Regions from separate parts of the Homo sapiens genome. Here region 1 is linked to region 2. A link is a loop called in an ENCODE intact Hi-C map of the cell type or tissue named here. Cell type or tissue: OCI-LY7. All regions are shown on one strand. Each heading gives the region's core, and the rest is flanking DNA. Links, peaks and the distances in the headings are about the cores only.

The links. Hi-C counts contacts between places; a loop is a spot of excess contacts. Peaks named below come from ENCODE experiments on the same cell type or tissue, not always from the same donor. Only the 100,000 strongest peaks of a DNase experiment are listed, where the experiment ranks them.
Region 1: a loop joins it to region 2, with 2.6 times the contacts of the local background. A loop is called at or near these places in 1 of 110 quality-filtered maps.

What each region holds. Positions count from the first base shown.
Region 1 is chr16:49,573,090-49,577,473 of GRCh38, reverse strand. All of the region lies in intron 5 of ZNF423 (zinc finger protein 423), which reads left to right. Among named protein-coding and RNA genes, the nearest start is that of LINC02179, 110 kb to the right of the region's middle. In OCI-LY7, for the core only: no CTCF peak of the experiment used is centred there; a DNase peak (open chromatin) is centred at 1,953; H3K27ac peaks cover 922 bases.
Region 2 is chr16:49,521,342-49,525,725 of GRCh38, reverse strand. ZNF423 (zinc finger protein 423) reads left to right here. Exons shown (of 8, transcript NM_001379286.1): 6 at 232-363; 7 at 1,987-2,102. Among named protein-coding and RNA genes, the nearest start is that of LINC02179, 57 kb to the right of the region's middle. RefSeq lists an enhancer at 1,703-2,202. In OCI-LY7, for the core only: no CTCF peak of the experiment used is centred there; a DNase peak (open chromatin) is centred at 2,115.

The sequences.
Region 1 (4,384 bases), core at 126-4,125, 52 kb before region 2:
GCTGGACATGGGGCCCTGGCGTCTGTCTGGGTGTGAGCCTCAGTTCTGCACTCTGCTCTCTGGGCAACTAGGCAAGTCATGTAACCTCACTGTGCCTGCTTTCTCCTCAGTAAAACGGTGATGATAACGGTACCCTCTCCTTATGTGCTAGTGAGAATTACATAAGCTAAGTATGTAGAGTGCATAGATCAGTGTTGACATGGAGTAGCAATGAGTACATAAATGTTTGACATTATTATGGCTGTGGTGGTTGATTTCTTTTCCTACAACTCTTTCCCATTCTTGGAGACTTGGCTCACAGCACCGCTCCTGCAGGGACCCCACCCCCCCACGCCAGCTGGCCTGACCCCAGGTCTTCCATTGTCTGCCCTGGGTGGTTGGACACCCAACCTTACTGCCTCATTGTCTGCCCGGGTTGTCTTTAATGTTGTCACATCCATTTGGCACATCTCAGTTATTTCCAGATTCTTTTGAGAACAGGGACTTGCCTGTCTTCTCATCTGTGCCCTCTGTTTCTGGCCCCCAAATTCTGGATTTGGTAAATGTTTAGTAATCACTTGCTTCATTGAATAGTATTAAACTACATTTTTAAAAAGGTAAAGGCCTTTCACTTCAAAGACTACATATAATAAAGAATATATGCGCATCTATTCCTTATCATACAGTATCTGCTCTGGGCTAGACCCTGGGAATCACACCCAGTGCCAATGGAAAAAATTCAGCTCAGAGAAGAAAACTAATTTGCCCAAGGTCACAGCAACTGGAAAGTCAAAGGTAGGACTTGAATTCAGGGCTCTGAACTCTACTGGGGCAGACTGTGTGGGCAGCAGAGAGTTGGGCTCTGGGGGTTTTCCAACAGGACCAGTTTTCTGATGGGTAGGGGCCAATTTGCTAAGGGTTGGCCTTGAGCTACGGACTGCAGTGGCCTGAGTCTACAAGTCTGTGAAAGAGTGCCTGCCTCCAGGTAGTGTCCACGAGTGGCATGGTGGCCTCCGTTTTTATTGGTAGTGAATGTAGTTGCATTGGGGCTAACACTCAATAGACTTGACTCTGTCAAGGTTCAGGGCACCTGGCAGTGCCCAGCCCAGCTACTGCTCTTGCCTGCACCCCTGCCTCTGCCCCTGCCCCCACCACGAGTTCACCTGGCACCATGAGCTCCCTTGGACAGCAGCTGGCCAGGCACCCCAGTCAGCTGCCTGAGCACAGGGACCACAGCCACGGTTGCTGTTCCCAGTGTTCCCAGTGTCTATCTTGGTATACAGTAAGTGGTCAATGCGGGCAGCAGGAAATATGATGAGGGCCAAAGGGATTTGTCTGGTTCTGGCAATTTCCTCCAGAGAGCAAAGGAAACTTCTGGTTCCATGTCTGGGTATGGAGTTTGAGAAACGGGATGAACAGGGTAAGATGAGAACACTGACCTTTGAAATAGCCCTGCCCCTCTGTCTCTCCCAGGAGTCAGGAGCACTATCTGGGGTGATCAGGAGAGAGCCAGGGGAGAAAAAGGACCCCACCCTAAGACAGAGTTTGGCCTTTGCTTCTCCCAGCCTGCACTCAGTCTCTGATCTAACCACCCTGGAGGGCAGCCCGTGCCTCCTTCAGGCTCCTCCAAGTGTGGGCCAGTGACCTACACCATCTGCAGTGTCTCAGAGTGTGCGAGAAGTACCAAAGGCCAGGCCTCACCTGGTCCTGCCAAACAAGAATCCGTGTTTTTAAAAGAGCTCCAGGTGATTTGCATGCTCAGTCAAGTTTGAGAAGGGCTGGCTTGGAAGTCGGGACACCCAGGGCAAATGCTGCCGGAGGTAGCACGGTGCCCTCCAGCCTGGCCTCTGTCGAAGCCCCACCCACTGCTAGCCATACAGCTTGGGGATGTGGCCTGTCCTGGTTTCATTTCCTCCTAGGCACAGTCGGGCCTATCTCCCTGTGCTGCTGAACGAGGACTGGGGCAGCCACTCCTAACACATGCTCTGCACTTAGCTCACAGCCCGGGTGTTGTGAATGCTGGCCGGATGTGATGTTAGAGGCCTGAAGAACCTAGAGAGTGAAGGGGCTGCGGCAAGTAGGAGGGGAAACTGCTGATCTGAGAAGCTAGTTTTGCGTTGGGCTTGTTTAGTGGAGCTTAAATTAGGAGCTAAATACCCGCCAGGACTCCCCGTGGAATTATTACATGAAATGGCAGGGAGACGGGGAGCCAGAGTTAATGCTGGTGATAGCAGTTTTTTTTAAATCTAAAAAAAATGTGTTGAAAGCAAGTGAAACCCCTGGTGATCGCAAATGAATTGCCTAAGTTCTCTTAGCATATCCACTTTCCTGAGTGATGCCTGGGTTCGCGTGAATGAGCCACTTTCTTCTCATTACGAAGGTGCAGTGTGGCTCCTGCAATGACTCCTGGTTCCGGCTGGCAGTCTGGTATGGGCCCGACCCCTCGATCCGCCTGTGGAAGCTGCATCCTTGGTGGTGGCAGGAGGGGCTCCATGGGCAGGGCCGGGCATCTGGGCCTTCTAGCAGTTTAAATGCCTCCGATTAGCAAGTCGGGTGGGAAGAGGTGCTAAAAAGAATCCTTCCCACCTCCTCCGCTGGCATGTTTTGAAGGGAGTTCAGTTATGAGACTATTAAAATGTTATTTTGATAATTAAGCCCACAGCTGTTCTGAGGGCAGCAGGGGCAGGCAGCACACAGGCAGCAGAAGGCCTGGTGCTCTCCCAGGCTCCAGGAGAGAGGGAAAGCAGGAGGGAGCAGGGCAGGGCGAGGTGGGATGCACGACCTGGAGTGCAGCTGGCTGTAGGCGGAGAGTGCCCCTGTCATTGGGTTCAAGGATGCCTTTGAATGACAGGAGGCAACAGTGGCTCCAGCAGGCTTCCAGTCTTAGGTATGGCAAGCTGTCCCCCACATGGGGATACCTACTAGGTTTCACCAAGACTCTCAGAGCAGGGGTCACTAGATCAGTGGTTCTCCAAGTAGAGTCCAAGGACCAGCAGCATCAGCATCAGCAGCAGCATCACCTGAGAGCTTGCTAGAAATGCAAATTCCCAGCCCCACATACAACTGCTGAATCAGAAACTCTGGGTGAGGACTGGCAATCAGTGTTTTGTCTTTTTAGAGACAGGATCTTGCTCTGTCACTGGAGTGCTGTGGTGCTATCATAGCTCACTGCAGCCTCAAACTCCTGGCTCAAGTGATCCTCGTGCCTCAGCTTCCTGATTAGCTGGGACCACAGGCATGTACCACCATGCATGGCTAATTTTTAAAATTTTGTGTAGACAGCGGGTCCCACTATGTGGCCCAGGCTGGTCTTGAACTCCTGACCTCAAGCAGTCCTCCCGCCTCAGCCTCCCAAAGAGCTGGGATTACAGGTGTGAACCATTGCACCCAGCCTGTAATCTTTGTTTTAAAAGACTCTCCAGCTGATTCTGATTCACTAAAGTTTGAGAACCACTTTCCTTAAAGATCACCTGGCAAATGGGGCTCAGCCGTGCAGTGATTCCTTAGAGATTGGTACGGCTTGCTGTGAGGTATGGATGAAGGCGTGGGGATGATCAGCAGGCTCACCACATGTACGCATCCCTGATCTAGTCCTATTCCTTCATTGAACTGGATAGCAAAGAGAAGCCCAGAGAGGGGAAGGGGCTTGTCTAAGGTCATTCAGCACATCAGAGCAAAACTGGAATTGGTAATCAGCTGGGTCTCTTGATTCCAGATCTTTCTGTTGGACTATCTTTCTGAATGCAGAGGATGGATGCAATGGTTTGAATGTGTCCCCCAAATTTCATGTGTTGGAGATTTAATCCCAAAATCCGTATGTTGAGTCATTTGGAGGTGGGGCCTTTGGGAGGTAATTAGGATTAGATAATGTCATCAGGGTAGGCCCAGATGATGGAACTGGTGGCTTTACCAGAAGAGGAGAGACCTGAGTAGACAGGCACACACTTGTCCTCTTGCCATGTGATGCCCTGTGCCACATTACAACATAGCAAGGAGGCTCTCTCCAGATGTCGTCTCTGTGCTCTTGGACTTTGCAGCCTCCAGAATCATGAGCTAAATAAACTTATTTTCTTGATAAATTACTTGTCTGTGGCATTCTGTTATAGCAACAGAAAATGGAGTAAGACAATGGAGCTGGGAGAGAAGAGGTTTCAATTGGAAGTGATTAGGTAAGCCAAGGAGATACCCCATGGTTTATAAACCCAGAATATATTCACTGGCCTGGAGTCTCCCAGCATCCTCTAGACATGTTCTGCTGGGAGTTACTGCAGGACATACATCAGTCCATCCACACATCCATGCATCCACTGGTCCATCCATGTATCCATTTACTCCTCTACCCACTTCTACCTTCCATCAGTCCATTCATCCACCCATCATCCATCGTCCACATGTTCATATATCC
Region 2 (4,384 bases), core at 204-4,203:
AATGGCACCTCCAAGGGCCACATATTTGGAGCCGGTCCTCTGGGGTCTGTAAGCCTCTAGGGGTGAGGCCATGTGGAGCCAGGATGAGTCTTGGTGTCTGCAGTCCCTTCACCAGCCCCGGTGCTGGGGATTGGAGGGGGGTTAGTGCTGGGGTCTATGGGAGGCCTTGTGAGCACCTGTCTGGGGGACATGGCATGCTGGTCACTGACTGGTCACGGGTTTTCCTTGCAGAGGAAGGCATCAACCACGAGTGTAAGCTGTGCAACCAGATGTTCGACTCCCCGGCCAAGCTCCTCTGTCACCTCATTGAGCACAGCTTCGAGGGCATGGGCGGCACCTTCAAATGCCCCGTGTGTTTCACAGGTAAGGTACCCAGCTTGTGCCCCTCAGGGGAGAGAGATGAACACAGGAGCCCTGCCCTGTTATTGCGGGATCCCAGTGTGTGCTCTTCCTCTTTCCTTGGCAGGCCTGTTATAGACCAGGACTCCGTTGGGGATACCCTGAGGGATTAACAGGCCCTTTGCCCCACGTCCCTCAGTTCAGAGCTGACACGCGCCCTCCTTCAGTGCTCTCTGGCCTCTCCTCATCAGCAGGCTGGTTGGCACCCTCTCCTCGCCCTCTGCACACAGGAGCTAGAAGCCCTTTGTCCAACCCAGCCTCAACCCTCTGCGGCAGTTTTCCCCTCCCGGGCCCTGTGTTTGTCTCCCCGAGCCTTGAGCTCTATTCAGCACTTCTGGGGCTCCCAGCTTCACATACTCCTGGTTCCCCCTTCCCTGGCCTACCTAGCTCCCATCCATGCTCCAGGATGCAGGGGTCAAGGGCAGCTCTGCCGGCCAAGTTCCCAGCCCCCAGACTGGCTGCCGGCCCAGGCGAATGGCTGTCCCAGCCCGAGGCAAGTCTCAGGGGCTCTGCCGGCCCCCTCCTGCTGCCCAGATGGCAGCCGGTGTGCGTGGGAGAGCCTGGCCTTCCCTGCCTCCCCCGACATCTGCTGTCTGCCACGGCAGGAAGCCCACCCTGGGGAGGACGCCTGGCAGGAGGGTATCTCTGAAGTGCTCACCTCCCAGACACACAGCTGCTCTGGGCCACCTCCTGGGTGCGCTCAGGGCTGGGGCCACCTCAGAACTCCTGCCACTGGGAAGCCAGGGCTAGACCTTCTCCATGCCAGGCCCAGGGGTGTCCACTCTGGGGCAAATCCCCCAAACACACACCCCTGGGGCTCCCCAGAGCCCCTGAGCACCCTGATGCCATCTTCCCCCTCATCGCAGGAGCCCCCACCCATCTGTCACTGCCACACTCTGAGGCTGGCACTGAAGGGCCCCAGCTGCCCGTCTGCCAACCCAGGACATGGGGGCCTCTGTGTGGGGGCCCGAGGATGCTGACAACAATAAAAATAGGAATTTGTGTTGGTTGAGCAACTTCTTGTACAAGACCCTGTGCTGAGCTTATTTAATTCAAGTCTAGGCTCTGCCACTTGCTAGCAGTGGGACCTTGGACAAGCCATTTAACATTCCTGGCACCTCAGTTTTCTCTTGTATAAAATGGGGATAATAGCACCTGTCCTACAGGCCTGGGAGGGGTTCAAGAAGCTCACCCCTGTAGGTGTCTGGCTGTTGATGATGGGGACGAGGAAGACAGCATTCATTTGTCTGTGGCAGGCCATCTTTTAAGCACTTTATCAATATCCCATTTGATCCTCCCAGCCACCCAGCTAGGGACATATTATAATCTTCATTTTTTGAGTGAGGAAATGGAGCCCAGAGAGGTTAAGTGACTTACCCAGGGTTGCACAGCCACTAAGTACCGGAGCTCAGCTTATCTAACTTGAGCCTCCTCTAGTATGTGCTAAGAACACTCCCAGTAGCCCACTGTTTGGCTGACTGTACCTATGCCACAGTGATCCCTGCCTGCGAGTGTTGTGGGGGCAGCTGCCACAGGAGGCTGGGCTGGTGTCCTGAGCTTGGCCCTGACAGCCGTGTCTGTGTCTAGTCTTCGTCCAGGCCAACAAGTTGCAGCAGCACATCTTTGCCGTGCACGGGCAGGAGGACAAGATCTACGACTGCTCACAGTGCCCTCAGAAGTTCTTCTTCCAGACCGAGCTGCAGGTGGGTGCCCACATCCGCTGCACCACGCCGCCTGATGGTCCTCGGTTCCCCCGTCAGCACCGACGGTCTCAGGGTTAAGGCAAGCTGGTGGAGTCTTATGCTGGCAGGTCTGCAATCAGGGGCTGACCTCCTGGCTAGCAGGCATGGAGTTTCAGCCCCCTGGCCTCTGCCAGCCCAGCGTTCTCAAAAGAACCAACTGCCACTGGCTGAGCCCAGAGCAGGAGTCAGAAGCTTACATTTGAGGTGTTTCGTGGCAAGTCCTGTCTGCTCTTGGGGATTCCAATTTCCCTACCTCTATTGTAAAATGATATTTCACTGAGCTTTGGTTCTGTGGCTAGAAGCCCATGATGTCTTTGTGGCTGGGTCCTGGGGCTGTGTGGGAACAGGAGTTAGGTCTGGGGCCTTGGAGCCTCCAGTTTTGTCCATAAAAGCCAGAAAAGAAGAGTAGTGGTGCCCGATTGCCCCAGCTTAGAGGCAGTCACCAGAGGTCCTGAGACTGATGTGGCCCTCAGGTAAGGGACAGGGGCCTCAGCCAACTTCCTTGCATCCTCATCCCCAGCCTGTGGTAACTGAGAGGACCTTGGGAAAGGAAGCTGGTGTGACGGTCTTCCCAGGCATTCACAGCCACCTGCCTTGGAATCCCATGGGGCCCCATTTCACCTGTTACTGGTTTTTCCAAGGAACAAGATCTGTGCCCAAGTGAAACTGCTTTCTCTCCCACTGGTTTTTGCAAAAAATTCTTGCAACACTGGAGAGATCACATGCCCACCAGAAATACAACACACGTACACAGAAAAATCTCACATTCACTGTACCTGGACCATAGCATCACACACACAAAGGGAAGGTGCACGCACACAGTTCCTATCACAGTGTATATGCCCAGAGATGTCACAAAGAGTAACACTGCATCCACCCTGAGGAATACCGCACACATGCAGCACAACACTGCACCCCCAAAAGAAGGACCACACTCATGTCCACAGATATATCACACATACACATAGACGGACATGCCGAAATGTCACATACCAAGAATGAGCCTGTCGGGAAGGATATGGGTAGGTTAGGCTGCAATAACAAACCTCCTCTCGGTCTCTGTGTCCTCAACAAAAGGTTTATTTGTTGCCCATGTGACATATCCAAGCAGGTGATGGGGAAGAGACTCTGTTCATAATATTCACTTAGTGACCCAGGCCCACGGAGGGTCCATGCCCATCCACGTTTCCGTAGTCACTGAGGCAGGGAGAAGAGGGAGGTGGTGACTTCTCTACCAGCACTTCAAGCTTCCCCTCGGAAATGATGCACGCCACCTTCTCTCACATTGTGTTGACTAGAGTAAGTCCCGCGGGCATGCCCAACCTCAAAGCGGGTGAGGCAGGGAATTCCACCCTCTGCCTGGAAGGAGAAGGGAGCCCTAAGGACTCACACACACCAGTTTGGCCCTCCAGGGGGGACCCTACACACCCAGCAGCACCCTCCCTCATCCCCATGCCACTGCTGCACCTGCATGCAGCAATCTCCCACATACCCAGGTTACAAGGCTGGGGCCACTTACACCATGCAGAGTCACTTGAATGGCCACAGTGGTGCCTCCCCCTCTGGGGTTAGAGGGGCACAGCTGTGGCCTGTTGTAGGGGGCCCCCTTCTTACTGTGCTGTGGCCCACCCACACTGCCAGGCCTGGGCCCGCCTGTCTGCACAGCTGGTGGTGGCTGTTGCCTGGAGGATATGCAAACAGGCCCTTGGAGGGTGTGGGGACCGGGGGGATTCACCATTAGATGGTCAAGTCCTGTTTCCATAGGCTGGCCCCATGCCAGGGCTAGGTAGGCTGAGCTCAGGGCTGGCCCCGAGGAGCACCCAGCTGGTGTGGTGGAAAGCCTGTTTCTTTTCATCCTTACGGTGCTCATAAATTTGTGTATTGTACATGAGGCCTTTATCCCATTGTCACAACGTGGGACAGAGTTATGAAACCAATCATACAGACCTGGCCCAGAGAGGGGGTTCCACTTCCAAAAGGCCACCACTGAGCTAGTGACCCTTACCATGCCACTGCTGTCTCCCCATTGATCCACAAACTGAGCTGATGTCTCTGTGCTTAGGATGTGTGGGGCGACAGCTAGGCGTTGATGCCATCCAAGAAGCCTCCCTGCTCGTGTGCTGGATGCGCACCCTCTCCCAAGTGCAGTCCATGCAGCCGCCTTATCCTACCTGCCTTACCTGAGTGGCCCAGCTACCAAAATAGGCCTGGGTATCCTGACAGAGGAGGCTTTCTATAGCCCA